Linked DNA regions of Homo sapiens: region 2 is linked to region 1. A link is a loop called in an ENCODE intact Hi-C map of the cell type or tissue named here. Cell type or tissue: CD4-positive, alpha-beta T cell. All regions are shown on one strand. Each heading gives the region's core, and the rest is flanking DNA. Links, peaks and the distances in the headings are about the cores only.

Region 1 (16,239 bases), core at 5,017-10,016:
CAGAAAGGGGGTAGGAATGTCATTAAAAATATGGAATAACAACAGACAGATCTTCTATTATCCTTTCTTATCCTTTCCTTCCAAAGCCACCTTCCCCCTCACTCTCAGAATAGATGAACTTACACAGATGATTGTGGTAACTGGCCATAAAAGAAAGTTAAATATCATGAGGTGGCAAACCATGTAGTTTTAAGTCTGAATTCAGTTGTGTCCTTTAAGGAAAAAGGTAAAGGCCTGCATCTTAGATATTTTACCAGCAATGTACATATGTCCTAACCCCAAACCTCTTCTTCCAAATTGCAGCCACCCACTCAGCCCTTGGTCCCTTCATGGTAGTCCAGGTAATAGATGGTAGTCTTAGTTAGGTAAGGGGCTATAGGCATAAAAAGGAATGAACGGATTTTAGGAAATAAAAACTAACAGAGTTCAGAAACCAAAGTGAATATGGAGAAAGGGGGGAAGATGTATTCAACAAAATATAATTGAGCCCCTCCTACATGCCAAGTCTTATTCTAAGGATTGTTAAATTCACTGTTGAATAAAACCTAATACATTCCTATCCTCAGAGAGTTTAGATCTTGGGGACAGAGGGTAGTATAGAGAAGCTGGTCAACAAACTAAAGACTCCCAGGGTGAATGCTGGTGTCATTTACTGAGCCATTTACCTTCCCAAGGAGAAACCGATTTAGGGGCTACGGAGATGAGTTCATGCTGAGTTTGAGGTGCCTGTAAGACATGTGAGTAGAGATGTCCAATAGACAGACAAATATGGTTTCAAGTGTCACGCACTGAGCTGGAGCAACGTGTTTAGAAGTTATGAGAACATAAATGAACACCGAAACCATGGAGTAAAGGAGAAGCAGAGGGCCTAGAGAAAGCCCTAAGGAACATCATTTAAAGGATAGGTAGGAGGAATAGTCTGCGGAGAAGACCGGGTTTCACCATGTTAGCCAGGCTAATCTCGAACTCCTGACCTCAAGTGATCCGCCTGCCTGGTCCTCCCAAAGTGCTGGGATTGCAGGTGTGAGTCACTGCAACCGGCCAGATTTCTGAATTTTTAAACAATCTTCCATTCCTGAGAAACCCAACTTGGTTGTACTACCTTTTGTTATGTTGCTGGATTTGGTATATTTTATTTCAGACTTTTGCATCTATATTAAAGAAAGATTGGCTTGAAATTGTCCTTTCTTTTGATGTTCTTGTATGGTTCTGGTATCAAGGCTCCCTGCCCTCAAAAAGCAAGGTAGAAAGCATTCCCTCTTTTCTGTTCCCTGGAAAGGTATATGAAAGTATAACCTTACTTCTTCCTCAAATGCTTGGAAGAGTTCAACAGTGAAGCCATCTGGATCTGGAGTTTTCTTTTTAATTATAAGAAATTTAAATGATATAAGAATATTCACATTTTTAATTCCTCCTTGTGTCAATTTTGTTACACTGTACTTTCTGTAAATTTCTCCAATAGTTTCAAAATTATAAGCATAAATTTTTTCATAATATCCTCCAAAAATCATTTTAATGTAAGATCTGTAGCAATCCTCCTTTTTATTTCCAATATTGGTTTTTGCTGTCTTCTCTCACTTTTCTTGATTTTTCTTTTCAAGGATTTATCCATTTTTTTTATTTGTTAGACTTTGCAAAGAACCAGCTTTTAGCTTCCTTGTTCAATGTCATGTTTGTTTTCTACTTCCTTATATTCTGCTCTTTAGTATTTCTAAACTTTTACTTCACCAATATTTAGCTCTCTTCTTTTCTAATATAGGCTTTTGGAACTAAAAAATTCCCTCTAAGCACAGTTTTAGCCATATCTCACAAATGTAGACATTCTGTATTTTCATCACTTTATTCTTTTTCAATCTGTGGATTATTTAGAAATATACTAATTAATTTTCAAACATGTAGAAACTTTCTAGCTGTAGCTTTTGTTTTTTTCATTTTTGAGACAAGGTTTCACTCCTATCACCCAGGCTGGGGTGCAATGGCACGATCTCGGCTCACTGCAACCTCGAACTCCTGGGCTCATGCGATCCTCCCACCTCAGCCTCCTGAGTAGCTGGGACTATAGGCACATGCCACTGCACCTGTCAAATTTTTGTATTTTTTGTAGACAGAGGGTTTAGCTATGTTGCCAAAGTTGGTCTTGAACTACTGAGCTCAAGTGATCTGCCCACCTCAGCCTCCCTAAGTGCTGGGATTACAGGCATGAGCCACTGTGCCCCGTTCTAGCTGTACTTTTGTTATTGATATCTATCATATTTTCTTTGATTGAGAAACATTCCTCGTTTTCAATTTTTTTGGAAAAATTTTTAGCTTTGTTTTATGGCCCAGCTTTACCATCAATTTTGTTCCATGTGCATTTGAAAAACAAAAGTATATTCTGAAGTACAGTGAGATATGTATATACATATATGAGATTAAATTTGTTCACTGTATTGTTCAATTTTATCTTCTCATTTTTTTCCTTTTGCGGTTGATTCTAACAGTTACTAAGGGGGTAAGTTAAGATCCCCCACTATGACTGTGGATTGATCTGTCTCTTTTAGTTCTGTCAGTTTGGCTTATATTTTCAGGTTAGTTATTTGGTAAGATAAGTTTAGAATTATTTTATCTTCCTGATTAACCTTTTTAAATCAGTCTGGAACACGCTTCATTATCTCATAATGCTTCTTTCCTTAAAGTCTACTTCATCCAATGTCAGTGTGGCTTTGTCAACTTTCTTTAGGTTAGTATTTATACTATTTCATTTTTAGCTCTCCTGGATCCACATTTCATGTATGTATTTGTGTGTTTCATAGATAGACAGATAGATACAGTCTTGTACATAAGCAACATTGTTTTTAATCCAGTTGGTAAACTTTGTTTTTTCATTTGGAATATTTAAATAATGTATATTCAATGTCATTACTAAAAACTCTGGTTCAAATCTGCTATATACTTCTTATTTGTCCACCTGTTCTGTGTTCTTTTCTTCTCTCCTACCTTCCTATGGATTACATTTTTAAAAATTATTCCTCTATTTCCACCTCTATTAGCTTAATATACATCCTTTTCTAGTCTTTGTTTCCTTGACTCATTAAAGTTTAATTATAACTGTTGCCACTTCCAGGATAATGCAAAGACCTTAGAACCCCATTAACCTCCTTTCTGTCCTATATGCTATTATTGTTATGTATTTAATTCTACATTTTTAAAATTTATTTATTTATTTATTTATAGACAGATTCTCACACTCTGTCGCCCAGGCTGGAGTGCAGTGGTGCAATCTCAGCTCGCTGCAACCTCCGCCTCCCAGTTTCAAGTGACTCTCCTGCCTCAGCCTCCCGAGTAGCTGGGATTATAGGCGTGAGCAACCACGCCTGGCTGATTTTTGTATTTTTAGTAGAGATGGGGTTATGCCATGTTGGTCAGGCTGGTCTCGAACTCCTGGCTTCAAGCGATCCACCTGCCTTGGCCTCCCCAAGTGCTGGGATTACAGGCGTGAGCCACCGCACCTGACCCGGTAATATTTTTTACTTAGGAAAATATCAAACAAATTAGAATGTGTTACCTACCTAAGTGATAAGTGGCAAGGTCAAAGATCTACCCATTTTATTATTAAAGGATCATGCTAGCCATAGCCAATGATCAAGTTAGCTTATTTCTTAGATGAAACATAACCAGCAGAGGGCACTGGAACCCAGTAAAATAAAGTTGAGACATTAGCAGAGCTCAACTACAGAAGTGACAAGAGAAACAAGCCACTTAAAAATAAAAAATCAATATAAAACGTTACTGCTCGCCCTCTCCCGTCTCCCTCTCCCTCTCCCGTCTCCCTCTCCCGTCTCCCTCTCCCTCTCCCGTCTCCCTCTCCCTCTCCCTCTCCCGTCTCCCTCTCCCGTCTCCCTCTCCCTCTCCCGTCTCCCTCTCCCGTCTCCCTCTCCCTCTCCCGTCTCCCTCTCCCTCTCCCGTCTCCCTCTCCCTCTCCCGTCTCCCTCTCCCTCTCATGCCGAGCCAAAGCTGGACGGTACTGCTGCCATCTCGGCTCACTGCAACCTCCCTGCCTGATTCTCCTGCCTCAGCCTGCCGAGTGCCTGCGATTGCAGGCGCGCGCCGCCACGCCTGACTGGTTTTCGTTTTTTTTTGGTGGAGATGGGGTTTCGCTGTGTTGGCCGGGCTGGTCTCCAGCTCCTAACCGCGAGTGATCCGCCAGCCTCGGCCTCCCGAGGTGCCGGGATTGCAGATGGAGTCTCGTTCACTCAGTGCTCAATGGTGCCCAGGCTGGAGTGCAGTGGCGTGATCTCGGCTCGCTACAACCACCTCCCAGCCGCCTGCCTTGGCCTCCCAAAGAGCCGAGATTGCAGCCTCTGCCCGGCCGCCACCCCGTCTGGGAAGTGAGGAGCGTCTCTGCTTGGCCACCCATCGTCTGGGATGTGAGGAGCCCCTCTGCCTGGCTGCCCAGTGTGGAAAGTGAGGAGCGTCTCTGCCCGGCCGCCATCCCATCTAGGAAGCGAGAAGCGCCTCTTCCCCGCCGCCATCCCATCTAGGAAGTGAGGAGCGTCTCTGCCCGGCCGCCCATCGTCTGAGATGTGGGGAGCACCTCTGCCCCACCGCCCTGTCTGGGATGTGAGGAGCGCCTCTGCTGGGCCGCAACCCTGTCTGGGAGGTGAGGAGTGTCTCTGCCCGGCCGCTCCGTCTGAGAAGTGAGGAAACCCTCTGCCTGGCAACCGCCCCGTCTGAGAAGTGAGGAGCCCCTCCGTCTGGCAACCACCCCGTCTGGGAAGTGAGGAGCGTCTCCGCCCGGCAGCCACCCCGTCCGGGAGGGAGGTGGGGGGGGTCAGCCCCCTGCCCGGCCAGCCGCCCCGTCCGGGAGGTGAGGGGCTCCTCTGCCCGGCCGCCCCTACTGGGAAGTGAGGAGCCCCTCTGCCCGGCCAGCCGCCCCGTCCGGGAGGGAGGCGGGGGGGGGGGGGGGGGGTCGGCCAGCCGCCCCGGCCGGGAGGTGAGGGGCTCCTCTGCCCGGCCGCCCCTACTGGGAAGTGAGGAGCCCCTCTGCCCGGCCAGTCGCCCCGTCCAGGAGGGAGGTGGGGGGGTCAACCCCCCGCCCGGCCAGCCGCCCAGTCCGGGAGGGAGGTGGGGGGTCAGCCCCCCGCCTGGCCAGCCGCCCCGTCCGGGAGGTGAGGGGCGCCTCTGCCCGGCCGCCCCTACTGGGAAGTGAGGAGCCCCTCTGCCCGGCCAGCCGCCCCGCCCAGGAGGGAGGTGGGGGGGTCAGCCCCCCGCCTGGCCAGCCGCCCCATCCGGGAGGGAGGTGGGGGGGTCAGCCCCCCGCCCGGCCAGCCGCCCCGTCCGGGAGGGGGGAGGGGGGGTCAGCCCCCTGCCCGGCCAGCCGCCCCGTCCGGGAGGGAGGTGGGGGGGTCAGCCCCCTGCCCGGCCAGCCGCCCCGTCCGGGAGGGAGGTGGGGGGATCAGCCCCCTGCCTGGCCAGCCGCCCCGTCCGGGAGGTGAGGGGCGCCTCTGCCCGGCCGCCCCTACTGGGAAGTGAGGACCCCTCTGCCCAGCCAGCCGCCCCGTCCGGGAGGGAGGTGGGGGGGGTCAGCCCCCCGCCCGGCCAGCCGCCCCGTCCGGGAGGGAGGTGGGGGGATCAGCCCCCTGCCTGGCCAGCCGCCCCGTCCGGGAGGTGAGGGGCGCCTCTGCCCGGCCGCCCCTACTGGGAAGTGAGGACCCCTCTGCCCGGCCAGCCGCCCCGTCCGGGAGGGAGGTGGGGGGAACAGCCCCCCGCCCGGCCAGCCGCCCTATCCAGGAGGTGAGGGGCGCCTCTGCCCGGCCGCCCCTACTGGGAAGTGAGGAGCCCCTCTGCCTGGCCAGCCGCCCCGTCCGGGAGGGCGGTGGGGGGGTCAGCCCCCCGCCCGGCCAGCCGCCCCATCTGGGAGGTGAGGGGCACTTCTGCCGGGCCGCCCCTACTGGGAAGTGAGGAGCCCCTCTGCCCGGCCACGACCCCGTCTGGGAGGTGTGCCCAGCGGCTCATTGGGGATGGGCCATGATGACAATGGCGGTTTTGTGGAATAGAAAGGCGGGAAGGGTGGGGAAAAAATTGAGAAATCGGATGGTTGCTGGGTCTGTGTGGATAGAAGTAGACATGGGAGACTTTTCATTTTGTTCTGTACTAAGAAAAATTCTTCTGCCTTGGGATCCTGTTGATCTGTGACCTTATCCCCAACCCTGTGCTCTCTGAGACATGTGCTGTGTCCACTCAGGGTTAAATGGATTAAGGGCGGTGCAAGATGTGCTTTGTTAAACAGATGCTTGAAGGCAGCATGCTCGTTAAGAGTCATCACCACTCCCTAATCTTAAGTACCCAGGGACACAAACACTGCGGAAGGCAGCAGGGTCCTCTGCCTAGGAAAACCAGAGACCTTTGTTCACTTGTTTATCTGCTGACCTTCCCTCCACTATTGTCCTATGACCCTGCCAAATCCCCCTCTGCGAGAAACACCCAAGAATGATCAATAAAAATAAAAAATAAAAAAAATAAAAAATAAAAAAATAAAAAATAAAACGTTACTGCTCAAAAGAAAAAAAAAATAAAAAATAAAAAAAATAAAAAATCAAAAACATAAAATAATAAACATAAATTTTTATTAATTATATTCAGGCCAGCAATAATGCATATAGTTAGCTGAAATGTAAAGTTTATAAATTAACAGGAGAATACAATGTGAGAAACAGCTAGGTCAGTAAGAATTCCAGGAAACGATGAAACACTTTCTATGGGTATATTTAAGAGGAAAAAAGAGAAAAGGAGAGAGCAGAATCTCAAGGTTGTAAAACAAGAGTTAATATGCTTCTTATTAAAGGCAGTGAATGCATGGCCGGGCATGGTGCTTCACACCTGTCATCTCAGTACTTTGGCAAGCCAAGGCAGGTAGATCACCTGAGGTCAGCAGTTCAAGACCAGCCTGGCCAACATGATGAGACCTCGTATCTACTAAAAATACAAAACTTAGCCAGGCATGGTGGTGCACGCCTGTAGTCCCAGCTACGCAGGAGGCTGAGGTAGGAGAATCACTTGAACCCGGGAGGTGGAGGTTGCAGTGAGCCGAGATCGTGCCACTGCACTCCAGCCTGGGTGACAGAGCAAGACTCTTAAACAAAACAAACAAAAAACCAAAAAAATAAAAGTAGTGAATGCAGAACAAGAACATATTAGAGTACAAGGACTTGTTCTTTGATCAGATTACAATGAATGGAATCAGTCTGTGGGGAAGATAATGTTGCCTGAATTCAAACATTGAATTATTGTCTCAAATGCTATTTGAGTGTTTTGACAAGTTTTTGAGCAAATGTTTAACCTTAGACCTGCTCTAAATTAATGTTTTTCCTGAATTATATATATAAAAATCAAATATCCTAAATTTACAAGGTTTATAACATAGTATTCGTCAGTGCAAGACACAGTGGTTCACGCCTGTAATCTCAGCACTTTGGGAGGCCAAGCTGGGTGGATTGCTTGAGTCCAGGAGGTCAAGACCAGCCTGGGCAATGTGGTGAGACCTTGTCTCATTTAAATAAATTTTTTTCAAAAGAAAATTAAGAGTCTAGCATAACATTACAATGACTGTTTTCTCTATAATTTTGTACTTAGCAAAGCACTTCTGATGAAGTCGAATTGCTATACCTGACTACGGTGTTAGTAATTTTTCATAGTTAAGAATGTCATAACAAGGGTATATTAATGAAAACAAAGAATGATGAATTAGTTTGATACAATTATATGTATCAACATAAGGTATGGCCAATAAAACAAACACAAACAGAAATATCAAAAAGTACTAAACAGCATCATTCAATAAACACAATACAGTTTTCAAGACCAATCATCACAAAGGAGTATGTAAATATAAAGAAAATGTCAAAATTAACCACTAGAAGGCAGTAGCAAGCCATCACAAAGTAGCTCCCTGTCTTATAGCTAATAAGTAGCACTATTATTCTCCAATACCCCGATGTAGTAATGCTGGTATCCCTAAGAAGCTATTTCATAAAGCTCTCAAAAAATTTTTAAGTGCAACAGAGCAACAAAATCAGTTTAAAAGTAATTATGAAAGTCAAAACACCCTTTCTTGTCTAAGAGAACACAGCAAAATTACAAAGATTAACACACACCAGGGTCCTAAGTGTAGGGTAATGAATACTTTCATGTTTGTGGGAATATAAACTGGTATAGACTTTTGGAGAACAATTTAGCAAAATAGAGCAAAATTTAAAATGCACAAACTTTTTGAACTATTTGGAATCTAGCTCAAGGACATTCACCAGCAGCATTGTTTATTATAGTGAAGAAAAAAAAAAAACTTGAGACAATCTAGATGTCTATCAACATGGAAATGGTTAAATGAAAATCCATATTATAAAATACAAAGCAGAATTTCTAAAAATTGAGGTAGATCTATATTTTGATATAGAAGCATTTCTACCATATAAGTGAAAAGTATAACTGCATAATGTATGCACATAATACGTACTTACAGAAATGTTTGCAAAATTACATAGAAAAAAGAACACTAAATTGTTGAAGAGGTCATGTAATGTGATTAAAGAGGGGCAATTAAGTTTTATTAAATTTATTTCTATACTATTTTAACTTTTTCAACAATCATGTATTCTCTGTTATTTGTATGATTTGAATGAGTAAAATTCAAGGCAGAAAACATTAAATGTAATAAGAGCACTTCGGTTATTGAAAAACAAGATAATTTACAATGACTAAAACAAAGACTAAAAATTGTAAGCACTGACATGGATAAAACCATATTTTCAAGCTACCTACCGCAGTCTTAATAAAGGGTAACCTTATACAAACAAGTTTTAAGGCTAAGTTACACATCAGTGGAAAATAGAAAGAGGTAATGGGTATTTAAAGATAATTCAATATACAATGCAGGCTTACTGCTACAATAATGCACAACCATCCTCTGACTTCCAACACTTTTCCAGAGAGAAAGGCAGGAGTAGTGGGGAGAGGAGAAAGGAGAGGATCCTGAATAAAAAGGAACTAATCAGAACCTCTAGATTCCTTGCCTCCATCTAAATATAGGAATTTGGACATCATGAAATATGCCTCAGAGTACATTCAACAATGCTAAGTTCACATCTCTTTTATGAGTATTATAAATATCAATGACTGAGTATTATAAATATCAATGACTAGTCACAGTTGGGACCTTAGCAAATTACATAAATTAATGCCATCACAGAACTTAAAAAAAGTAGGAGATCTGGGGACAGGTCATACTTAATACATCCCCACAAAAGAAATTACCCATGAGCTTCTCTTTGACTGCCTAAATGGTTACATAAACTTTTACTCCCAATCAACTTGAACGTGTTATCAAAAGAATTATATATGTGTTATCTATCTATCATCAGTGTCTCTCCCTTTATTCTTCACATTTTACTTGTTTACTTTGTACCCCAACCTAACCACTAGCCCTTCTATTTCAGTTTCATTAGCCCAAAACTGTAGCATTCAGGCATTGAATCCCTTACTTAGAATTAAGTCCTAAAAGGTCTTAAAATTGTCCAAACATATTGGATTTTGAAAATATTTAATAGGTGGTAAAACTAATCAGACTTGTCTACTCTGATTTACCATGTAAAACGACAAATTCATCTCTGTGTAAATTGTCAGCATCTGGGTGGGGGTTGGGGGAAATAAAAAGGAGAATCACTAATTTCCTAGGACTACTAAAGGCATTTGATTGCACTAAATGGATCTGAGGCCTGCGGCAAACATACATAAGGAGGGCCCATTAAGCTCCAAAGTGATTTGAAATATTGTTTTCTAAAGTGTCATGGCCTCAACAGGTCCCTGTGGAGAGAAGTTGCTTGGCAACTGGAACTTTTATTTACCAGCAGGTAATTTAATATAAAGCCTTCTAGATTATGTACCATGTATTATATTATGTTGTTTGTTCTTATTGGTTACAGCATTCTGAGGACAGGAAGAGTAGGTGGCTACTTAAGATAATAACAAATTGATAGGGAAAAAATAGAATACAAAGTTATACTTAAATGAGTCACTTTCTAACCTTTTTATTCCCGCCCCACCCCCACCCCGCCCCATCCTCATCCCTCAAAGGGGAAGCAAACACATTTTATTCCTTTCTCCTCCCCACTAAGTGTCAGAAGAAATTTAACCACCCTCCAACTCCCAAAAAACCACATGGAAAAATAAAAACATAACTGTAACTAAGATTGTTCAAAGAAGTATGCAGCAGGGGCATCTAAGTATAAAAGGGTAGTTTTATGAAAAGAACAGTTAGCTCGCATGAAGCGCAGAACAGAAAAGACACTGTCTGTGGAAAGGAGGGGCTCCAACATAACCACTTGCTTAATGTATAAATTGCTTAGACAGAAACATTAGTCAGGAAAAAAAAAAGCCAATTACTAAAGAAAATTGCTTCCAAACCATGGCAGCTACTGGAATACATTATTAACAGATACAAGCCAGACCTGAGCACTAACATTTTTCCCTTTTTTCCCTTCACTGTAGAAAAACATTTCATGTAGTTAAGTATTATTCCAAAAATCAAGAGCAAAAGACATTGGAATCCAATACTAAATTTTAAAATTGCAGCATTTTATAATAATAGTACTGAAATAACATAAGGAAATTAGCAAGTATTTCACTTTTTAAAAAGATATTCATTCTTGTTTAACCAGCACTGATATTTTCCCCTTTGGTATTCTTGTTCATTTGCTGACATAAACTTCTTCTCAAAAGAATCCCACTCAAGCTAGGAAACTATCTGGAACTATGATAAATATTTTTAGAAGCTAGCATTTTTGGTTATTGGGTTACTTTCAAATAAACACTAATGTGTGCTACACAGTTTTCCCCAGAGAGAACTCTGCTTAACATCCCGAAGAGAAAAGGAAATTACTAAATGCTGTAGTTAAGACAAGGTTCACTGAATGGAACCTCTTCCAAAGAGACCTCCCTACACTATACATTCATTTGGTGAATAAAATAATAAAAATAGTGTCCTTTAATAAATAAAAGAAAATTGCATCTGTACTACCTAAACAACTCTTACCGCGAAAACATGACTTGAAAATGAAATTCCAGCTTGAAGATGCAGAGAAATTTGGAAGGATAGTATGTCTAATTACCCTCTTAAAGCAACTCCAAACATTGCTCAAGGGTAATTAGCAAAAACAACAACAACAAAAACAAAACAAAGCAAAAAAAAAAAAAAAAAAACCTCAGACTGACTCTAGGCTGCAGGCACTCAACAATAAACATTTAGTTACAGTTTAAATTAAGCTCAACCAATCTATGCTAAACCACCACAACCACACAATCCACTGTTTCTGATGCACCATTAATTCTTTGCCTAGCTCCCTTCACAGTAACTTCTCAAAATAAGATGAAATAAACTTCATTCAAGAAGCATTTTATCACACACTTACTATATACTGTGCTACTAGCTAGAAACATGGAAAAATAGCAACATAGGGACTTATTCCAGTTTATTGTCCAATTTCTGACCAACTCTGAAAGACAGTTTTTATTACTTATGGGAATGGCTGGACTCTAAAGTACTCATTTATAATCACTGTCATAATAACAGCCTGTTGTTGTTTGGGGTTTTTTGTTGCAATGTTAATTCAAGTTTTTGTTTTTTACCTTCATTAGCCTCTGGCCTTGAATTCTTGATATATGCAGAGAATTTGGCAAAGATGTCCATTCCAGCAGTATTTGATTCTGGGTGTTTTGGTGAAAGCTTTAAGTACCTAAATAGAAAAAGTGATATGGATTATAGATCCTTCAAAGATGAATTAGCATAAGTTCTCTCAAACCACCATGCTAGCAGTTACTAGACGTCTTTTAATAGTTATTACTATAAGAAATACCATCATTTGTTTTCTATGGTATTTTTAAAAACTGTTTTTTCCTTACGAGACAAAGCTCTGCACTATGTTTTTGTTCACATATTAATATTCTTGGCAACCACAGGGCATGTGCACTCCACCTCCATCTGATAAATTAGAATGCTGGGGAAACAGTTGACTTGTTCAGAGATTTCTGCCAGGCCAATGGGAGTCTTGGAATGAGATTGCTAGAGCAGTGCTGTCCAAGAGAACTTTCTGTGATGATGGAAATGTTCTCTATCTTCATTGTCCAGTACAGTAGCCACTAGTGCCATGTACCTATTTGAATATGAATTTAAATTAATCACAAACAAAATTAAAAATTCACTTCCTCAGTTGCACTAGTCACATTTCAAGTGCTCAGTAGTCACCAGACAGCACAGCTCACGCGCCTTCTCAAACAGCAGTGCCAACCAGATCCTTAGTATGTCCTGCACTAAACCAGCCAGAGAACCCCAACGGCAGGAAAAGCGCCTAGGCTGGTCAAGCATCATGATCACCCATAGCAGGTTAAGGACAAAAACAAAAGGAGGCGGATCAATCGCTTGAAACCTACACCTGGGATTTCCCAAAACCTCCCTTATATTACACATTCCCTAGAATATTTATGAGGGTAGCACCGAACAACAACAAAATGAGATGTCAGAAAGCACACTGACAAGTGTTCTATTGTGTTGTCAAATTTTTCTACTTTTAGAACAGATGTAATACACCAGCTTTCTAAAACACACACAAAAATGTATATTTCACTGTTTAGATTTAAAACACACATACTCTGTGTATATTTCTTCTTCAAACTGGAAAATATATGAAAAAGCTCAATTATTCATCTTCCCTTTAGGAGGACTCATGTCAGCCCCAGGAGTCAGGGCTAGAAGAATTCAGATTCTTAGCCCCATTTTAGGGAAGATTAATCAGCTTGAAGGTCCTGCAAAACGTCACTAGAAAATGGACTTGGGAGCAATAAGACTTTAGAAAAAACCTTACAGTGTACTAATTATTTCAACTCATTTATTTGAAGACATTGTCTTGCCAGCTTTCTTTAAAAACGAAGGGGAAGTAGTTTTCAAAATTCAGTTCAGTTGCAAGTTGTGTTTCAGCTTTTATATTCATGTATCTTCTGTTTACTATTTTGAATTCAGGAAGAGATATATCTTCTAAATATTGGGCAGAGTACTATATTGGTAAGGAAGATATAAAATATCTATGGAACACCTATATGCTCAAGACATCTTTTTTAATAAGTGTACCTAGTCTCTAGATAGCTCTCATTTTTTAAGCTTAAAGATTTATCTTATAAACACAATTATTTACATAAAGAGTTTTTCTGTAAAAATTACAGTGAGTTTCACCTGAATTTAGATATCTATATCTATCTAGCCATACATTAACCACACATCGCCAACTATAGGGCCCTTTACCCTCTCCATTTTCTTTGTTTCTGCCTGGGCTGAAACAGTTAATCACAGATCCACCATCCCTGGATTTTCCTTGACTATACAAACAAGCCTCCAGTTTAAATGTTTGTACTGCTTGTGATACAGGACCATCATTGACTCATTTCAAACAAAAAATAGCGCAGTGAACATAATGCCTTTTCAATACATCTATGTCTTCCTATAGCCAAGTTTCCCAAATTCTCCTTTTCCGCAACCACTATTTAGCTGTACCTAATTGTACTAATGAAGTAAGCCTCATAGTTCTTAAAATAATTTTCGGGAAGGCAGGCTTGAATTACAGATCATTTATATATTCATCATTCATACATACAGTGTAATTCTTGTAATATGCCCTGTTGTCCCTCTGAGATGTATTACTAATTTTGTACTTTTGTGTGTGTGTGTGTGTGTGTGTGTGTGTGTGTGTGTGTGTGTGACAGGGTCTCCCTCTGTCACCCAGGGTGGAGTGTAGTGGCAGGATCTTGCTCACTGCAGCCTCAACCTCCTGGGCTCAAGCGATCCTCCCACCTCAGCCTCCTGAGTAGCTGGGACTACAGGCATGTGCCACCACACTTGGCTAGCTTTTTGTATTTTTTTGTAGAGACGAGGTTTCCCCATGTTGCCCAGGCTAGTGTTGAACTCCTGGGCTCAAGTGATCCTCCTGCCTCAGCCTCCCAAAGTGCTGGGATTACAGGCCTGAGCCACTGCACCCAGCCTGTACTATTAATTTAATGCACAGAATAGTATAGCTATAAGAGAATGTTCACCTCAGATCTCTCATTTTACCTAAAAGGAAATTATGTTCCAGAAAGCTTACACACTTGGCCCCCAAATCACTCAGCTAATTAAAAGTATTGACAAACGAGACCAAGCACAGTGGCTCATGCCTGTAATCCCAGCACTTTGGGATGCCAAGGTGGGCGGATCAATTGAGGTCAGGAGTTCGAGACTAGCCTGGCCAACATGGCAAAACTCTGTCTCCACTAAAAATACAAAAATCAGCCAGGCATGGTAGCGGGTGCCTGTAATCCCAGCTTCTCAGGAGTCTGAGGCAGGAGAATTGCTTGAGACCAGGAAGCAGAGGTTGCAGTGAGCAGAGATCATGCCACTGCACTCAGCCCGGGTGACAGAGCGAGACTGCGTCTCAAAAAAAAAAAGTATTGACAAACTAAAACTGAAATCTCCTGTCCCCAGGTCTAGTGTTTTTGTTTGTTTGTTTGTTTCTATTACAGATTAGATTATCTCTAAAAGATAAATCAAATTCTAAACCAGTAGGTTCAAAATCAACTTTTTTGCATCTTCCCCAAACATTACATTGTAATTTATGCATTATTATTGGCTTTAGCAAATAGCTTGATCAAGCAATGGTTTTCAATTATTGTGAGAACTCATTTTAACACTTAGCAAAAGGGAGGCAAATAATAAAAGGCTAAGTGTCAATGACAGAATAGACATGAGCACCCAGGGTATTTAGACTTTCAGATAAGTCCTTAATTCTGCTTACATCACAGACTCTTAACATTTTAGACTAGCTAAGAATGTTTCCATGCTTTTAGGAAAGATCTCAGGCATTTTCTCCTTTCTGGTGTAAATATAAAAATGAAGGCTGATTAGCCTTGTAAATTCCTTTTTTGTATGTCTTTTTTTTTTTTTTTTTTGAGACAGAGTTTTGCTCTTATTGTCCAGGCTAGAGTACAGTGGCGCAATCTCCGCTCACTGCAACCTCCGCCTTCCGGTTTCAAGCGATTCTCCTGCCTCAGCCTCCCAAGTCGCTGGGATTACAGGCGCCCGTCACCACGCCCAGCTAATTTTTTGTGTTTTTATTAGAAACAGGGTTTCACCATGTTGGTCAGGCTGGTCTCAAACTGCTGACCTCATGATCCACCCGCCTTGGCCTCCCAAAGTGCTGGGATTACAGGCGTGAGCTACCACACCCGGCCTGTATGTCTCATTTTTAAAAAAGGTTTAATAACATTTTATAGCATGCCCCTCCAAATTTATCTCGCTTCCTTCTATTTTATCCTTTTATCAGTAAGTTAGCTAAGTATATCTAGGCTGTTTCAGTTAAAAATCCAAGTCTCAAAGTTTTTTAGCAAAGTGGTTTCTTCATTCAAGCAAGAACTATAAAACATACACAAAAATACTTTCCCCAGAGAAGAAGAAAAAGTTCACTTTAAAACCTATAGCCACACATACCAGTAAAAGTTATCTGATTTGAGCTTTTCATTAGCCTCTCAATGTTAAGCAACTCTAGAATAGACAATTGCCTGTATTTATATTTGTCATGATTAAATCAGGAAGTGTTCACAAAAAACCACTCAGTTCTCAGTACATCAAATGACAAAAACATGTTATTAGAAATGCTAGATTCCAGTCTACAAGCTTGCACAATTCTTCTCCTTTTTCTCCTTATCCTATTTAGAAACAGTCTTACAAGCAGAGCCTGAAGAAGACTAGCAATAAAGACCTGAGACCTCCTTGTTCTGGAAGGAAAAGGCAGTGAGACAGAATGGTCCCTGGGTGCCCTAGAACAATATAGCACAATAGAGGGAAGGAAAATAAATGCAGCTTGTGATCCCAGAAACTCTTCCTCCTCCCACTCATCCCCTAGAAACAATTCTGCATGATGAAAATTATGCTAATTAATTAGCATTTCACATTCTGGGTCCATAGAGCCCACTAAGAAGGCGACATTCCCACTTCAAACATGCTGTTTCAATGCATACAAATAAATAAAAATTCATCAGAAGAGTTAAGATTCACCTGCTTTTTCAAAGCATTCACTGAATTAAGTAAGGGCAGGCACTGTGGCTCACACCTGTAATCCCAGCACTTTGGGAGGCCAAGGAGGTCGGATCACTTGAAGTCCCAGCCTGGCCAACATGGTGAAACCCCGT
Region 2 (12,900 bases), core at 1,078-6,077, 450 kb after region 1:
TGAACCATCAAGGTCTCCTTGCCCAGCTCACATTCCCCATGAGAATCTTACTGCAGAGTACAGTGAATCCTTCACAGAGCTCAGTGTCGGGACTGGCAATTTTGGCTGCTAGAAATGAAGTCTGTTTTCCTGAACATTTTCGAGTTATTTACAGATGTGCTGGTAACTTTGCGTAGGTGAAGAGACATGCCTGATCTATGTGGCAGAGCATGGCCCAGCAGCCTGCCGGCCATTTTCTACCCCCGCCTCCCTGTTTCTGTCTCCACTTCACCCTGGATTGTGGTCACTGTTTCCCAAACTGTGTACCCCTAAGGACACCACTTAATGTCTTTGCTTCTCTGTTTCCTCATCCTAAAAATAAAGATGTTGTAATAGGTAGGTAAGCCCTTGCCAGGAATGAGTATTTCATGGTTCTACACCTCATCCCTTCCAGGCTTGAATAAATAAATACAGGTAGGACATAGGTACCATGTGCTCTAGATGGGCACAATTTAAAAATATATGTTAATACCATTACATAGTAAATCTACCCTCCCAAATGGGAAGCCAGCCAGTGGTTAATTTGTGATGAAATCGTACAAAGTTAATATTGTTCACTTATTAACTTGATATGACACTAGACCAGGGATGTTTAAATGAAAGAGGTTCAGTTTGCAGAAGTCACCATGTTCAAGGGGACAGCTGCCCCAAGTGTGCCCTCAGCTGCATATCTGACCCACAGTAGGGTCTGTCCTGCCTCCCTGCTCTGTGAAGCCTGACTTCTCTGTATCAGTCACCAGTACCCCTTCCTAAGGGGTCTGCAAACACTGGGCTGGCACTCATGACATGCCAGGTACCCCTCAAAGACCTTTGCATTTATTACCTCATTTAATCCCCATAATAACCCCATGAGCTAAATCCCATCATTATCCATACTTTTCAGATAATGATCCTGAGATGAAAAGAGGGTGAAGTAGCTGGTGCAGTGGAGGCTGGGCAGAGTGAGGATGAACCCAGGTAGCAGCTCCTGGTCCTCAGACCCTGTTTCCCCAGCATCTTCCCGAGGTGGAGGCACCTCCCACAGCTCGTCTTATGCCCTTGACACAAGGTTAATGTGTGTGCTGTCTTACCTCCACCACCTGCCTAGGAGCTCCTTGGGCAGTGGTCATTGCTGTCCTTTCCAGACCCCACAAACCCCTCAAAAATGGATCAAATGCCCCCAACTCAAATCTGCGCATTTCCCATGGAGTCACGACCACACATCCATCCATGAGCACTGTTGTGATACATCTCCTTCCTCCCATTCCTAAACCCTGTGAGCTGCTAACAGGTTGCGCCTGTATCTTCCATCCTTGGCACAGGTCCTGATGCACAGTAGGTTTCAATCAGTGTCCGCTAAATTGCATTTTTGCCCCCATCCCACGCAGGGCACTTCAACAGGCTGCTAATAAGCTGCTCAGTCCCACTCTGAAGGTTTGTGACTCCCAAGGGAGGGTCCTGGCTCCATGGAGGCAGTAGCAGGCAACATCGTGCGTGGTGATGGTGATGGTGATGATGATGATGGCGGGCCGCATCGGCGCTGTTCCACCCACTTTATGTGTATTGACCCCTTCAATCCTCACACTTAGAGGCAGCAAAGGAGACAGTGGGTAGGGCTTCCCTAGAGCACTAGTAAATGCGAGTTCTCTTCCCTTCTCCCTCCCCATACATGTTTTTGTTTTGTTTGTTTATTTGGTTTTTGCCAAGAAACCAAGGAGTGGCTAAGTTCACACCAGTCACAACTTGGATTCTCGTTCTCTGGGATTTGCTCTGAGAGGCTAAATTCATCCAAGTCACAGAATGTCAGTCGCAGGAACTGTTTTTGCACAGGCGAAAGGCCTCTCTGAGGGTGGCATCCGCCCACCTCTAGAAGTCACAGGAGAACGCTTGACATTTCCCTCCCAGAGACCTACTTGGGCGTTGCACGAAGGCGGTGGTGTGCTGGTCAACCACCATTTACCCTCCTCGAAGAAAAGTGCTGAGATGTAGCATCTGCCCGTTTTTGTGACATAAATACTGCCACCGTGGCCAACTTCAAGCCACCAGCAGCAACATTTTGGAATTTTTAACAGTTGTCCTCACAAGCTGCCGCTGGCCAGCTCCAGCTGCCGCTGCCTGGAGGACTCTCTTTTTGCTCACTAAGAACAAACAGGCAGCACTCCATTCCTCCAGGCTAAGTGGTAACAGCCTTCTTGCCATTTGCCTTGGACTCAAGCCAGTATGCAAAGTGGCAGAATTAAAGTGTGTTAAAGCCCAGGAAAGTTGTGAGCTTCAGCAAATGAAAACACGAGATGTCCAGTTAAATTAGAATTTCAGATAAATGGCAACTCTGTTAGTACAAGTATGTCCCAAATATTGCATGGGATATACTAAAATCATCATCTGCAGTTTATCTGAAATTCTAATTTAACTGGGCAGGTAGGATGGAGCCGGCATTTAGGTCTTGCATTTTGTCTGGAACCCCTAGCTCCTCAGACACATATGAGTGCTCAGAAAATTCTTGCAAACTGATGGTCAGGTTCAGAGTGTGGTGATAACCGGGAGCTAGAGGTGTGTGTCTTCACTATCTACTATTTAAACCTAGAAGAGTCACAGTGACACTTCCTGTGTCAGCTTTCCTAGATTCAGGGACTCTGGAAGCTCAAAAGCACCCAAGGCCCAACACCTTGGACTTACAAATAAGGAAGCCCAGAGAGGTGACTTGCTCAAGATCACTTAGCGTGTGGCAGCACTGAGACTACAATTTCTGATTCATAACCCGGTGGGGATTTTTTTAATCCTATGTAATCTCATTTGAGAATTAGTTTGGTTTCGTGGTTAAGAGCAGACTCTGTGGTCAGAATGCCTCGGTTCTGGCTCTGACATTTACTAGTTATGTGGGCCTTATCTCTTTTGGCCCCAACTTCTTTAAAATGGAGATTAAGTGAGCTAATAGTACATGTAAAGTCCTCAGAACAGTGCATGGCACAAAATGAGCACTCGAGAAATTGATGCTTGCCCTGAAAACAGTTGCCTAGAAAAATCTCTTCCTTGTCTCCCCATAGCCCTTCGCATCTGCATCCACAACACGAGGGTTCTCCTGGGCTCTCGGCCTGGGGTGCTGGAGTACCTGGCTCCACAGTGCCTCCTGCTGCCTGCCTCACTCTCCATGGCAGTCAGTTCCTCTTCCGTCCACCGGGGATCATTCTCACCTAAAGCAGGAATCAGCACCCCTGTCGTCACCTCCCATGGGGCAAGGGTGAAAGGACTCACTGCATTTAAAAGTCAGCACAGAAGAACCCGTTAACAGCACTTTGACCCTATCCCTTATATGAAACCATAATTACACACTGCCCAGCCAGACTGGAAAGTCCTGGAAGGCACTGATGGTACCTTGGGCTTTCTACCCTAAGGAAGGCAGTAGGGATGGTGGAGACAGGACAGGCCTGAGTGGCAGAGATTGGAGACAGCAAGCTCTGGAGTCGGGCTGTCTCGGTTCAGCTCTGGGGTTTGCCACTTACTAGCTGTGTCTCTGGGCCTCACTTTCCTTAAAGTAGCCCTGATCATACCTCACTGTAAAAGGCTTGTTGTGAGGAGTAAACAAGACAGCACACACCGTGCGCTTGGCACTGAAGTCAGGTACTGCCACTTACAGCAGCGGGACCTTGGGCAAATTCATCTCCACGTGCCTTAGTGTCTCCATTTATCAACGGGGGACAGTAATCCCTTCATCACTGGCTGATGGTGAAAATGAGACCAACTTTGAAAAGCTTCTGACACCAAGCAGGTACCCAGGAACCTCTTGCCACAGTGGAGCATCCTTAGCATTTCACACCACTCAGCCAACTTCTGTCAACATTTACTTCCCCCTGGTAACTAGCATGGGAAATGCAATGAAAGCCCGATGAGCTCCCGCAGCAGAAATGAACTTGGAAGTGACCTCTCACTTATTCCTCTCTCACATGCCTGCATCATTCAGCACTTGAGCCTCAAGAGCTTGCCTCTTTTTGTCTGAGAGTTAGAAATGGCCTGGTTTGGGTTGAAGGTTGTTTTTGTTTCATTTTGCTTTATAAACAGAAACACTCCCTGGTTTCTCTTCTGAAAGGCTGAGGAGGAAGCTGAGTCAGGTGGGGTGGGGTGAACATGAAATCGCTCACCCTTCCCTTGCCGTGGGTCTGGCTTACCCAATCACTGCACACTGACTTGCACATCAGCCGCATTCAGTGTCCCACTTTAGGCCCATTTCTCTAATGACTTGAAAAAACAACTGTGTTCTTTTGGAATGCGGCAGGGCATAGTGGAAAGAGCAAGGGCTTTGGGAGTCTAGCCTGGCTTGGAATTCCAGCCCCACCACTTGGTAACTGAGACGAAGATCGGGCAAGTCAGGAAATGGTGGAGCTAGGCTGTCACCCACCAAGTGGTGGTAGCGCCTGTGCTGTGGGATTACAGTAAGGCTTAGTGTTAATGGATGTAAAGCCTGTGGAAAAGCACAATGGAATTGAAGTATCTCGATGACACCACCTTCTCTTCCCTTTCAGAATGATATCCCAGGACCTGGGTTCTACAATGTTATTCACCAGTCACCGGTGTCCAACAGTGTCTCATTGTCCAAGAAAGGAACTTGCATGTTTCCCTCAATGGTGAGAACCACTTCTCTTGAGTAAAGCATTAACTGGTCAGTAATTTCCTTCATTCATTGCATAATTATATATTGGACATCTGGTCCTTTCTCTCCAAAGGCCTATGGTTCTAATTAGGAGAGTAACTGCCTCCTCAAATTTCATGCAAGTAAATTGGACCCTGTGTCTCTAAGTAACTTTTTCCCATCTCTACCCACTGCCAGGGTGGGAAGAGAAGCCAGAGGAATCTTGAGAACTTGATCCTTCCAAACCAATTTTGTTATCACTGAGTGCACTAAGCAAGTATTTTCCTGAGATGTTTAGGCATGCCAGGAAATAGTTACTCTTACACATCTTGGTGTAATATGATTTTTACAATGCTTAATCTAATTGGTTGTCAAACTATTGAGAAATCTGATAGGACTAAAAAGAAAGCCGGCAGTGGGCCTGAAAAGTACTGGCCCCACCCCTTTCCTTCTCTTCGTAAGATATGGGACTTAATTTTTGTTGAGGGCTGTAACAATCAAGTAGCTATATGAATTGCCAATGACCCTGACCAGAGTTGGGCAAAGATAGGCTTCTTAAAAATGTTTATACATTGTCAAGAAAAATAGATACAGCAAAATAGATAAATGGTCAAGAAAAACAGATACAGCAAGGGGAAAGATACAAACTAGGGTAAGGCTACCTGAGGAAGAAAAGTGAAAAGTGGACAGGCACGGTGGCTCATGCCTATAATGCCAGCATTTCGGAAGGCCAATGCGGGAAGATCACTTAAGCCCAGGAGTTCAAGACCAGCTCGGGCAACATAGTGAGACCCCATCTCTACAAAATAATTTAAAAATTAGCCAGGAGTGGTGATGTGTGTCGATAGTCCCAGCTACTCGGGAGGCTGAGGTGGGAGGATCACTTGAGCCCAGGAGGTTGAGGCTGCAGTGAACTATGATTTCACCATCACACTCCAGCCTGGGTGACAGAGGCAGACTCTGTCCAAAAAAAAAAAAAGTGAAAAGAAAGCAAGCCCAGACTCTAACATTAAATTAACAAACATATGCCATCTTGTCCCTTTAAAAGTTATAATAATTTCTTGCACAGATGTATTATGATGCCTGACATTGGAATTGATTTTTTTTTTTAACCACACAAAGGGACCATTTAAGACACACTAAATGTAGCTACATCTTATTGGAATTCGAATTTGGCAGAATCGGATACTCAAGGAACAGACCAGCTTTGGAGTTAACTCCCCATTACCGAAGAAGCTGAGTTTGTACATGGCCTCAGTAGGTCCACAGAACAGCCATGCCTCTACCTATTTTTCTGCCACCAGCTCTGCTAGGAAAGAAGCTCAAAAGAAGTGCCGTCTCATGAAGTCCTGGTGTAGAAGACAAGACTTCAGACCTGATCCTGCCTCAGCTGTGGATTCTTGACGTGACCTCAAGCACGTCACCCTTCTGTGTCCCAGTTGCCTCATGAAAGTGGAGACTCCCTGGAGGCACTGGGCAAATTAACGTTGCAATGAGTGAAATGCTCTTTGAAACAGCAAAGCATTATAAACATGCTAAATATTATGATTGTTACCACCTGAGTCACAAACAATACTTCCTGCAACACCTAGGTTTTCTCTCCGAGAACTTCTTTGCTAAATAATGGCACTGCCCATTCCTTCTTGGTGCCAACAAAGAGACTGAATCAGAGGACACGATTGGTTGTCTACAAGGCTTTGCGTGCGGTAACTTTCCAAATGAAAAGCCTGACTATCTGGAGGAGAAGGGGCCCAAGGCAAGAGCTGAGTGTTACAGAACCTAGCCACGCCTTTCAGGCCTTTAAAAAATTCAGAACCAAACCCTAAAGAAGGCAGACTTTGAGCTGCTCAGGCTTCCCCCTCTCCTCCCTTTCACAAATATGGGAATTTGTATTTATAGTTATGTTACACTCAGGTATAAGCACTTAAGGTCCTGTACCTGGGGATGGGTGCCTGAAGTGGTCGATGGCGATCTATTAGGAGATCTCTGCGTTTTACCTCATTCCCGTGTGAACTGGATGAGAATTTCATATCCCCCACCCCACCGCCTCTTTCAGTAACTTTCACCTTTAGCACCTCCTCCGCTTCTGCATCCCAAGACTTAGAGGGAATTAAAAGTAGCTCTCATCAGAGAAAGATCAGAATGACCAGTAGGAATGTGATTATGGGTGAGGCTGACCAAAAAACTCTGTGGGTCTATAAATTTTAGAAACTTCCTCATGACTGTTGAAACAACTACACCCAACCTTTTGAGAGACCTGTCATCTCTCTAAGTCTGAATGATATAAAGAGCTTTATTAGTATATTCCAAATCTTTGCTCCAGAATCTTCCACAGGACTGACTAGGAGAAGTGTATGAGGCAGGTGGGTGGAGAGTTTGATGGCCTCTCTGTATTTGCATGCTGGCAGGAGTGGCTCTAGAAAAGTTAGTAGGTGCTGGAGAGAAGTTCATAAATGCCGGCATTTGGCCAGATTGGAGGCCACAGGCCTGGCAAGTAAACCAAGGGGTGTGTAGTGTTGGTGAGTGAGTGTTACTGTAGCCACATTCTGAGACTAATTCTATTACGATACTTTATAAAACATTGCCTCTACTGGGACTTTTTTGGGAAGAAGTTTTTTCATTTTCAAAATGTAAGTTGTAGGTGTTCTAAACCAAAAAAGAGTCTATGATTGAATGGGCTTGCTGTTATCCCAGAGCCATGTCGCTCAACCCTTTCCCCTTTAGAATGGGCTCTCTGATCCATGTCATGTAGTGGAGGCTGACTGCTTGGGTAGGAATGCTGGTCCTCCGCCTGAATTAGCTGGGGAAGTTCAGCTTCCTCATCTGTAAAGTAGAGATAATCATAAGATCCACTGCTCAGGGTTGTCCTGAGGATTCAACACAAAAACCCACCAAAGGTATTGGTTAACTCTTGGCCAGAATGAAAAAGATGAAGCACGTTCAAAGCTGGGGTGACCTTACTTCTAGGAGCATCAGCAAATCCTTACACACTGCATGTAGCCACTTCTTATTAGAATTCGAGTTTGGCAGAGTTGGATACTCAAGGAACAGATCAGCGTTGGAGTTAACTTCCCATTACTGAAGAGGCTGGGGTTGAGCTGGGGCTTGAACCCAGGTTAGGCTCTGAACAACTTAGGCTCTGGACAAGAACACTCCCGCTTCTGGTGCTACACCCCCCCAAATGCTAGTGGGGGTCCATAAACCAGACGCTGAGGACCGTCACCACCAAGCACAGAGTGAAGTAGGGGGGCCCTAATGCCTTCCTTTTGGCTCACCCACTTTCTGTGTTTGTGTAGTTATTGATTCCTATCAAGTGAGAAAATCCAGGGCAATGTTCTCAAGCTTTTGACCATTAAATAGTGGGAAATTTTTTGTTTTATCAGACTCCAATACTTGCCATGCTATCTTAGGGGAAAGTGATGTTATCACTGAGTTTCTGTGACTTTTGTCCCTGTTCTTTTGACAAACATTGATTCTGTTTGTTTTTTAACTGAAGATAATTTATCGTGGCTTCCTGAAAGGGTGGGATTGGTTCTGTTAAACCGTGAAAATACTGTAGGATTTGATGAAAACAGTAATTTGGTGGAGGGTAGGAGGCACAGATGGACAACAAGCCCCCTGGAGCTTTGTTTGAAGCAAACTCGTTGCTTAGGCAGTTCAGATCATTTAACCTTAGAAACAAGATGTGAGATTTTACTCAGAAGAAAAGCCTAGGCTGAGAAGAGCATCTAAAGCTTCCTATCACATAAATTACCCAACAGCTGATGAGTCAAGGGTAAGTGGCCTGGAACAGGATTGGGTGGAAATGCATTTATGGCAAAATCATTTTTGCCAAGTCCCAAACAGAAGATGAATAATTTGAGTTAGTTTACAGAAGCGAGTACAGGTCTGAACTTGCGTTTTCCAAGGGAAGATCCTCAAAGCCTGAGGTCAGTTTATCATTGTTACTGCCAGAGTTTCGCCTTTTATAAAATGCATTTAGACCTTGTGCTGGTCACCATCTTTTTGACATCTGTCCTTCAGATCCACAATATTATGTGACAATGCTGATTCCTTTGGTTGTCTCCTTACAGTGCGCCCGATTGGACACCATCATTTCTAAATACCCTGCAGCGAATGCATACACTATCCCATCGGATTTTATTTCCAAGAGAGACTTTAGTAATTCGTGTTCCAGCATGTTCCAGTTGCCAAGCTTTATGAAAGCTCTCAAGTTTGAAACTCCTGCACCAAACTATTACAATGTAAGAACTCTGCCTATGCTTGCTAAATACAGATCGAATTAATGGTTTACTAAAATAAAAGGAAGAGGGGATCTTGGGGACATCGTATTTTAATGCAGTTGTCAAGCCAGTTAGCATTTGTTGACTACCCAATGGGTGCCTAAGGCTGTACAAGACTCTTACAGGGAATTTGCAGACCCCAGAGATCAGGATGGGCAACATGGAGGCCAGTATCAAGCTGTGGGGAGGCCACTGCCCTGAGAAACACATATTCTAATTACTCTTGTCCTGTAACCTTTCTGGGACGTAGTTTTCTCATCTGTAACAATGGGTGTATTATTTACCACTTTGTCTGCAGCCACTAATGATTTACTTTTTAGGTTCTTCTAGGGAAAATAAACTTTCATATCAGAAAATAGGTGTTTTAACAGTCGTGCCCTGCTGTGCCAATTATGATCGCTTTGTATTCACTGACGCAGAATGGCATGGATGGTTAAGAGATGGACTCAGGAAGGTTTGGTTTAGCTCTCATCTGTTGCCACTTTCTAACTGTGCGGCCTTCGGCAAGTCCCTTAACCTTTCCAGGGCTTAGTTTACTGATCTGTAAAATGGTGATGTATGTTCACCTCATCGTGTTAATGCAAATATTAAATGAGATAATGTATGCTTCATGCCCAGGACAGCACCAGTCACACAAGGACCACACAATACATGGAGATTGGTAGGGCTGTCTTTGTTAGTACATGAAGGGTATTTACTTACCCTTAAATACAAGCAAGTAAGTAAGTCACAGCCCCCACTGTACAATGGAATCAATTCTACTTGCCCTACAGGGTTACCATAAGGCAACGAACGTGAAAGCACTCTGAAGTGCGCAAGATATGAATTGTACTTAAGACATTAATGTTATGCCATTTTCCAAACTATTTTGGTTTTATACATTTATTATACCATTTCCTTTTTTCCTTCATAATATTGATAATTAATAATTATTTTTCTGACTACAAAAATCCTGCCCACCTTCTATGATGGATTCAAGCTTTTTTTTGAGACGGAGTCTTGCTCTGTTGCCCAGGCTGGAGAGCAGTGGTGCAATCTGCAGGCTCCACCTCCTGGGTTCACACCATTCTCCTGCCTCAGCCTCCCAAGTTGCTGGGACTACAGGCACCCGCCACCACACCCGGCTAATTTTTTGTATTTTTAGTAGAGATGGGGTTTCACTGGGTTAGCCAGGATGGTCTCAATCTCCTGATCTCGTGATCCACCTGCCTCGGCCTCCCAAAGTGCTGGGATTACAGGCGGGAGCCACCGTGCCCGGCCTCATTTAAGATTTTCTAGTAGCCACATCTAAAAAGAAAAAGGGACAGATGAAGTTAATTTGAGTAATATAGTTTACCCAACAGATCCAAAATATTATCATTTCAACACTAATCAATATAAAAGTTATGAATTTTATATTTGAGGAAGACTATTTTCCTTGTAGTGAGTCTTTAAAATCCAGTATGTGTTTTATTCTTCCAGCACATTTTAATTTGGGCCAGCCACGTTTCCAGGGCCAATAGCCACATGCAACCTGTGGCTACTATACTGGGCAGTCCAACTCCAGGCAGTCTTCCCTCGGCATAATCAGAGCCTGAAAATGATGAGGAGGAGGAGGAGGAGGATGAAGCACTTCTCATGTACTAAGTGCTGGTCTAAGAGTTATGTATTAATCATATTTAATACTCACAAGTGAATCCATAAAGTGGATTATCTTGTTCCCAGTATAAAGAAGAGAAAGCTAAGGCTCAGAGAGGTGAAGGGACTTGCACAGTTACCCAGCTTGAAGGCATCATTTGCACTTCAGTGGGCACCAGTGGATGGCTGGGGTGGAAAGCTGGGGAATGATCAAAGTCACCTCATTCCAGCCCTGACAGGCTTCCCTCTGTGGATCCTGTTGCTCCTCTGTGCCAGGCTGGTGATACAGCTTAGATTCCAGTGGGGAATTCAGAAAAGAACAGGTAAACAAACAAAATAATTACAAACTGTGGTCAACTTTGAGGGACAGCTGGAGCTTGAGGGAGAATATGTGGGAGATATGGAGGTTGGCAGTACCAAGTCAGCCTTCTCTGACTTGGTGGTCAGAGAAGGCTCCGAGACTGAGACCCAAGGATTGAGGAAGAGCCAGGGTTGGAGAAAGAGCATGTGCCAAGGTCCTGGTATAGCAAGGAGCCCAGCCCACGAGGACCTTCAGGAAGGTTGAGTGGCTAGTGTAGGATGAGCAAGAGGAGAAGGGAGAAGGGGGCACCAGACAGACACCGGCCAATTCACACAGGGCCCTGAAGATCCCAGGAGGAAGTTCACATTTTGTTCTCTGGGTCCTAGGAAGCCCATGAGTGGGGCTGGAGGTATGGGGTGGTGTGATCTGATGCTTTTTTTTTAGATGGAGTCTTGCTCTGTCGCCCAGGCTGGAGTGCAGTGGCACGATCTTGGCTCACTGCAACCTCCGCCTCCCCAATTCAAGTAATTCTCCTGCCTCAGCTGGGATTACAGGCACATGCCACCATGCCCAACTAATTTTTGTATTTTTTTTTTTTTAGTAGAGATGGGGTTTCACCATGTTGGCCAGGCTTGTCTCAAACTCCTGACCTCGTAATCCATCCACCTCGGCCTCCCAAAGTGCTGGGATTACAGGCATGAGCCACAGCTTCCAGCCAATCTGACATATTTTTTAAAAAGTTCCTTCCAGCTGCTGTGTGGTGAATGGACTGCAGTGTGGGTTGGAGAGTGGGTTCTGGAAAACCAGCGAGGAGATTATTATGCTAACAGGAGAGATGGCAAGGTGTGATACAAGAAAGTGATCAGAAAGGGGCTTAGCCATTGCCCCTTTGTCAGTCCCAAGTGGGAACCAGGCTACTTGGGAGAAAAACACAGGCACCGACTGTCTGTGCGGATGCCCCTCTCTGCAGCCTCCCGGTTGTAGCTGAAGGATGCTGCCGTCAGTGTTTCATGCACCATTCTCCCCGAATCACTGTCTACTCCTTCACCCGGCTTCCTGTCTCCAATGCCCAGCACAGGTCCTGGGATGCAGTAAGCATCCAATCAATGTTTATGACATCAAAGGAATAACTTTCCAGTAGTATGCAGCTGTTAATCTAGAAAGGACCTCTTCCCAAGATAGAATTGTGTCCTTCTGCCAATAGATACATTTAGGCGCATGTTTTTTGTTCATTATTGTCTTAATATGACCCTGAAAATAATACACGCTCATCATAAAATATATTCAAGCCCTGTAGAAACCCATTAATTAGAAAGTGGAAGTCCCTTATAATTCTACTTCCCAAGGGAAACCACTGCATCAAAAACCAGGTGCAGGCCAGGCACAGTGGCTCACGCCTGTAATCCCAGCACTTTGGGAGGCCAAGGTGGACAGATCACCTGAGGTCAGGAGTTTGAGACCAGCCTGGCCAATATAGTGAAACCTCGCCTCTACTAAAAATACAAAAATAAGCCAGGCATGGTGGCACACACCTGTAATCCCAGCTACTCGGGAGGCTGAGGCAAGAGAATTGCTTGAACCTGGAAAGTGGAGGTTGCAGTGAGCCAAGATCACACTACTGCACTCCAGCCTAGGTGGCAGAGTGAGACCCCATCTCAAAACAAAACAAAAACCAGATGCAATTTCTTTCATATTCTCTCCTACCTCTGTCCCTCCACCAGTATTAGCATTATTCTGTACACAGCACACATGCATTTTCTTCTTAGATTTCTTTCCATGGCAATACAATAAATCTGCTTCAGTCTTTTTTAACCTGCTGAATATTTTCCTGGCCCCATGGGGAAATCTTCCAGCGACACACACTCAGCGTATACAAAAATGCTCCCTTTTTCAGTTGCTTTTCTGTCTGGGTGAAAAATAAAGCTGAAGTGCTGTTTTGTCTACAGGTGGCTTTTTTTCAGGCCAGGAGAACAATGGTTGAGTCAACTGGTGAGGAGTAGAAATGCAGTAATCCTGTTAGCCACACTGTGCTTTGAGGTCTGTCAAAGCCTTTCTCT

What was found. Hi-C counts contacts between places; a loop is a spot of excess contacts. Peaks named below come from ENCODE experiments on the same cell type or tissue, not always from the same donor. Only the 100,000 strongest peaks of a DNase experiment are listed, where the experiment ranks them.
Region 2: it touches region 1 in a loop (5-fold over the local background); 10 of 110 quality-filtered maps call a loop at or near these places.

Annotation. Positions count from the first base shown.
Region 1 is chr1:24,822,536-24,838,774 of GRCh38, reverse strand. It overlaps CLIC4 (chloride intracellular channel 4), which reads right to left. Exons shown (of 6, transcript NM_013943.3): 4 at 11,659-11,765. Among named protein-coding and RNA genes, the nearest start is that of CLIC4, 85 kb to the right of the region's middle. In CD4-positive, alpha-beta T cell, for the core only: CTCF peaks have their summits at 7,691 and 7,891 (motif pointing right); a DNase peak (open chromatin) is centred at 7,904.
Region 2 is chr1:24,375,639-24,388,538 of GRCh38, reverse strand. STPG1 (sperm tail PG-rich repeat containing 1) reads left to right here. Exons shown (of 9, transcript NM_001199013.2): 4 at 4,536-4,637; 5 at 8,716-8,886. Among named protein-coding and RNA genes, the nearest start is that of STPG1, 32 kb to the left of the region's middle. RefSeq lists a silencer at 537-763 and an enhancer at 3,970-4,019. In CD4-positive, alpha-beta T cell, for the core only: a CTCF peak has its summit at 3,171 (motif pointing left); DNase peaks (open chromatin) are centred at 2,758, 3,168 and 4,128.